Regions from separate parts of the Homo sapiens genome. Here region 1 is linked to region 2. A link is an interaction called in ENCODE POLR2A ChIA-PET data of the cell type or tissue named here. Cell type or tissue: PC-3. All regions are shown on one strand. Each heading gives the region's core, and the rest is flanking DNA. Links, peaks and the distances in the headings are about the cores only.

Region 1 (2,907 bases), core at 158-2,657, 50 kb after region 2:
TTTGTTTACCAGTGATTGCAATGTGACAATAACAGTAATAATAGTAGCTTGTTATACTAAGTAATTACTATATGCTGGGCTCCTTGGTAAGTGCTCCATGTATCTTTTCAACTATTTTCATGCTCTCAAGAGTGTTTCAAGAAAAGCGCTGTAGGCCGGGCATGGTGGCTCACACCTGTAATCCTAGCAGTTTGGGAGGCTGAGGCGGACAGATCACCTGAGGTCAGGAGTTCGAGACCAGCCTGATCAACATGGAGAAACCCCGTCTCTACTAAAAAAACAAAATTAGCTGGGCGTGGTGGCGCATGCCTGTAATCCCAGCTACTCGGGAGGCTGAGGCAGGAGAATCACTTGAACCTGGGAGGCGAAGGTTGTGGTGAGCCGAGGTGGCACCATTGCACTCCAGCCTGGGCAACAAGAGCGAAACTCTGTCTCAAAAAAAAAAAAAAAAAAGGAAAAAAGAAAAGCACTGTATATTGTTACCTCTTTTCCATACATGAGGAAACTAAGGCTGGGAAAGATTAAGTATTTGCCAAGGATAACTATTAAGCAAGTGAGACTCACCAACTCAACAACGGTTTGTCAAATTTCGTACCTGACTCTTAACAACGATGGAATTTCTCCCAAGGAGGCAAGGCAGACACCAGGAATACCAGGAGCAGCTGCTGCCTGAGAGAGTGGGGGGCCTCCAGAGCCCCCAGAAGAGTCTTCCTAACCTCTTTCCATCAGGTTTTAACATCACACTGAGATGGGGAGGTAAGGAAAGAATGGTTAGGTGTGCTCAATCTATCCTTAGGGCAACAAGGGTCTGGCCCTCTTTGTTGACCCTCAAGGGAAGAAGTTTGTGACTTCCCATTTGTCACTCACCAACCCTCTAGAGAGAAACAGAAGGGGGCAAGGGCATGGGAGTATTTTCTCCCTGGGGTTGGGGGGCACACACAAGGGAAGAAGCAGCAGCCTTACTGGCTCTTTCCTCCCCTGGGCAAGAAGCCTGTACATGTGATACAGTGTATGTCATTCACATGGAACCCCCTTGGGGAAATGCCAAGGTACCTTTTGGACCCAAGAAGCCTCAGAGAGGAGAGACTGGCAAAGCCCTGAACTGCAAGCTAAGCTGACAATTTCTAAGCATTGTAACTAGGTCATCAGGTTCCTGGAGAAGCCAGCTGTGGCTGGGGGATGGGGAGGAAAATTTTGCAGCCTACCAAGATCCCTACTTCCCTTTAGGCCCCACCCTCCCTGAAATCTGCACCTGCTCCCAAACTGACCCCTCCCCCCAGCTGAGCCCAGCTGTCAACGGCTCCCAATGCCCCGCCCTGCCTTCCTTAGGCCAGAACCATGGGGGCCTCTTGGGCAGGAGGTACCTGATTGCCACCTGAGCTTTGCAGAGAAGGAGCTGTGGGGCAGGGAAGGATTGGCCTCTCCTAGAAGATATTTCTTGCTCCACCAGGGCAGCAAGAAAGTTAGGCCCCTTTGGGCCTACCTAGGGTACCCTTCCTGGCATTGTCACTGCAGGTGGCAGGAGACAGGTGATGTTTACCCTGCTGAGGCCAGAGTTGCCAAAAGGCTTCAATCAATCCTTTGAATCTGCACCTGGCCCTGAGTCCCAAAATAACAACCAGGGCAGCTTACCTGATCTGCAGGTTGCAGGTGCCTCTGGCTTTTCTCTCCCTGCAGCTCTGCCTGCTGAGCCCTGGCTGGCAAGAGATTCTTTTTCTTAGGGGTTACTGAGACCTAACTGCATCCCACAGGTGCTCTGGGCCTCTCCCCATTAGGCCCACCTCTACCATCAACCATCCCTCTGTCCAGAGGCCTCTGTCATCAGCCACCTGGTTTCTTCCCTGACCAACTTTATTGCTGACACAGACCATCTTTGGCTCTAGCCAGTCTGCCTCCTCATGATCTCTCAAATGCTTCATACATACTCCACCCTCCAGTTCTGTCTGGGTGGTTCTTACCCGTCTGGCCTGCTCGTGTGTGTGTGTGCGCGCGTGCACGCGTGTGTAACTAGCCTGATCTTTTTGGTGTGTGTGTGTGTGGCAGAGTCTCCCTCTGTCGCCCAAGCTGGAGTGCAATGGCATGATTTCAGCTCACTGCAACCTCCATTTCCCGGCCTCAAGTGATTCTCCTGACTCAGCCTCCCAAGTAGCTGGGATTACAGGCGCCCGCCACCACACCCTGCTAATTTTTGTATTTTTAGAAGAGACGAGCCGGGTGCGGTGGCTCATGCCTGTAATCCCAGTGCTTTGGGAGGCTGAGGCGGGTGGATCACGAGGTCAGGAGATCGAGACCATCCTGGCTAACACGGTGAAACCCCGTCTCTACTAAAAATACAAAAAAAATTAGCCGGGCCTGGTGGCGGGCACCTGTAGTCCCAGCTACCCGGGAGGCTGAGGCAGGAGAATGGCGTCAACCTGGGAGGCGGAGCTTGCAGTGAGCCGAGATCGTGCCACTGCACTCCAGCCTGGGCAACTGAGCAAGAGCAAGACTCCATCTCAAAAAAAAAAAAAAAAAAAAAAAAAAGAAGAGACAAGGTTTTGTCATATTGGCCAGGCCAGCCTCGAACTCCTGATCTCAAGTGATCCACCTGCCTCAGTCTCCCAAAGTGCTGAGGTTACAGGTGTGAGCCACCACGCCCAGCCACAGCCTGCTCTTGTTACATTCTTTTCACCTATTTAAACCCATCATGGTCCACATCTTCCTAAGACATAACAATGCCTAACATTGACTGAGTATATCAGACACCGTGTGAGGTGGTCTACACAGTCACTTATTCAACAAATATTTGCTAAGTGCCTCCTATGTACCAAGCACTCTGCTAGATGCTGGGGATGAAAGACAGGATAAAGCCCGTGTACTCCGAGAGCTTATGTTTTACTACAGGAGACAGATGGTAAACATGTAAAC
Region 2 (2,907 bases), core at 182-2,681:
TGGGCAACATAAGGAAACCCTGTCTCTATTTAAAAAAAAAAAACATTGCACAAGCAATACACAAAATTATTATCTTAAACTTCTATAGACCCAGAAGACTATAAAGAAGTGAAAGCTGGCTAAAAAGCTTTTTTTTTTTAAATTTAATAAATCATGAACAGGTGTTAGCTGGGCACCGTGGCTCATGCCTGTAACCCCAGCACTTTGGGAGGCCGAGGCAGGCAGATCACCGGAGGTCAGGAGTTCGAGACCAGCCTCGCTAACATAGCGAAACCCCGTTGCTACTAAAAATACAAAAATTAGCTGGACGTGGTGGCGGGCATCTGTAATCCCAGCTACTCAGGAGGCTGAGTCAGGAGAATCACTTGAACTTGGGACGTGGAGACTGTGGCGAGTCAAGATGGCACCACTGCACTCCAGCCTGGGCAACAGAGCGAGACTCCATCTCAAAAAAAAAGAAAAAAATGAACAGGTGTTGAATTTTACAAAATACTATTTTCATATCTCCTGAAATAATCATAAGCATTTTCTTTGTTAATTTTTCAATACAATAAATTACATAGATAAATTTCTTGGCTGGGTGCGGTGGCTCACGTCTGTAATTCCAGCACTTTGGGAGGCCAAGGCAGGCGGATCACTTGAGGTCAAGAGTCCAAGACCAGCCTGGCAAACATGGTGAAACCCTGTCTCTATTAAAAATACAAAAATTAGCCTGGCATGGTGGTGCATGCCTGTAATTCCAGCTACTTGGGAGGCTGAGGCAGGAGAATCACTTGAACTTTGGAGGCAGAGGTTGCAGTGAGCCAAGATGGCGCTACTGCACTCCAGCCTGGGCTACAGAGTGAGACTCCGTCTCAAAAAAAAAAAAGAAAGCAAAAAGAAAAAATTCCTATATGTAGTCAATCTTGTTTACCTGGAATAAACCCTACAGGTTGTGATATATTATTCTTTTAATATTATGTTGTTTGTTAATATTAGGTTTGGTTTATTAATATTATAACTTTGGCATACATGTTCATAAGTAATAGTGACCAATAATTCCCTTTCTTTTCCTTCCTTTCTTCCTTCTTTCCTTCTGTGTTTCCCTCACTCTCTCCCTTCTTTCCTTCCTTCCTCTCTCTTCCTTGGTGCTGTACAGCCTTGCCCAGTTTTTTTTGTTTTGTTTTGTTTTGTTTTTTGAGATGGAGTCTCCCTCTGTAACCCAGGCTGGAGTGCAGTGGCACGATCTCGGCTCACTGCAAGCTCTGCCTCCCAGGTTCATGCCATTCTCCTGCCTCAGCCTCCCGAGTAGCTGGGACTACAGGCGCCCGCCACCACGCCCAGCTAATTTTTTTGTATTTTTAGTAGAGACGGGGTTTCACCGTGTTAGCCAGGATGGTCTTGATCCCCTGACCTCGTGATCCACCTGTTTTGGCCTCCCAAAGTGCTGGGATTACAGGCGTGAGCCACTGCACCCGGCAGCCTTGCCCAGTTTTAATAACAGTTATAATGGTAAAGAAAGAAAGAAGAGTTTAAAAGATTTATATCTTTTCCTGTTTTCTGAACTCATTATTTTAAAATATTCAAAATGAAAACGTACATTTGGATTGATTTCAAATCCAACTGAATACAAGAAATATTGACATTAATTTGTCAGTTATAGAAAGGAAGAGCTATTAGAATGTTTAAATATAATTTCAATAGTAAGCTTTGGAATGGCTTACATTTTTCTCTTATTTCCTACTTGAGATTATAATGTCTCCTTTTTTCTGTTTTTTTTTTTTTTTTTTTTTTTTTTTGAGATAGAGTCTTGCTCTGTGGCCCAGGCTGGAGTGCAGTGGCACAATCTCAGCTCACTGCAACCTCTGCTTCCCTGTTTCAAGCATTTCTCCTGCCTCAGCCTCTCGAGTAGCTGGGACTACAGATGTGGGCCACCACGCCCAGCTAATTTTTGTATTTTTAGTAGAGATGGGGTTTCACCCGGGTTCAAGTGATCTCACCATGTTGCCAGGTTGGTCTCCAACTCCTGGGCCCAAGCGATCCTCCCACCTCGGCATCCCAAAGTGCTGGGATTACAGGCATAAGCCACCATGCTGAGCCCTGCGTGAGCCATTTCTTTCTTTCTTTCTCTTTTTTTTTTTTTTTTTTTTTTTGAGACGGAGTTGCGCTCTGTCACCCAGGCTGGAGTGCAGTGACACAACCTCGGCTCACTGCAACCTCCGCCTCCTGGGTTCAAGCAATTCTCCTGCCTCAGCCTCCAGAGTAGCTGGGATTACAGGCACACGCCACCACGCCACCATTCCTGGCTAATTTTTTCTGTTTTTTTTTTTTTCAGTAGAGATGGGGTTTCACCATGCTGGCCAGGCTCTGGTCTCGAACTCCTGACCTCATGATCCGCCAACCTCAGCCTCCCAAAGTGCTGGGATTACAGGCGTGAGCTACCGTGCCCGGCCGAGCCATTTCAATAATAAAACCTCATATAAAAAGTTGCATTTACAGGACCAAAGTCAAGTTTTTAAAGAAAAAATTTTAAAATATTTTATGTATTTAGATGTTTTAATCAAAGATAAAACTTCATATTTTCTCTATGAAATATATTTCATTTCTTTCATCATAAATATGTAATATATGGAAATTGAATGAGTTTTTCACCAAGAACCACATAGAGAGTCCCAAACCCCCTCCAGCTTTCCCTTTGTGCAATTCCAAGCATGTTCCATGGCAATATATAAAGTTGGGAATCACTGAGCGGTCTGGTTAAAAACTTGTGGAATACCACACAGCTAGAAAAAAAGAATAAAGTTGACATCAGTTGGTAATTGTTGAAACTGCCTGGTGAGTACATGGGGATTCATGTGTGAATATGGAAACTTCTACAAGGCTGGGCTAGGTGGCTCAAGCCTGTAATCCCAGCACTTTGGGAGGCCA

What was found. Peaks named below come from ENCODE experiments on the same cell type or tissue, not always from the same donor. Only the 100,000 strongest peaks of a DNase experiment are listed, where the experiment ranks them.
Region 1: POLR2A ChIA-PET joins it to region 2 with 10 read pairs; 27 of 35 experiments call an interaction of 5 or more read pairs at or near these places.

The regions. Positions count from the first base shown.
Region 1 is chr20:31,707,344-31,710,250 of GRCh38, forward strand. The region is part of intron 2 of BCL2L1 (BCL2 like 1); the gene reads right to left. The region is part of intron 3 of BCL2L1-AS1 (BCL2L1 antisense RNA 1); the gene reads left to right. Among named protein-coding and RNA genes, the nearest start is that of BCL2L1, 14 kb to the right of the region's middle. In PC-3, for the core only: no CTCF peak of the experiment used is centred there; no DNase peak of the experiment used is centred there; H3K27ac peaks cover 1,425 bases.
Region 2 is chr20:31,657,802-31,660,708 of GRCh38, forward strand. No RefSeq gene overlaps it. Among named protein-coding and RNA genes, the nearest start is that of BCL2L1-AS1, 16 kb to the right of the region's middle. In PC-3, for the core only: no CTCF peak of the experiment used is centred there; no DNase peak of the experiment used is centred there.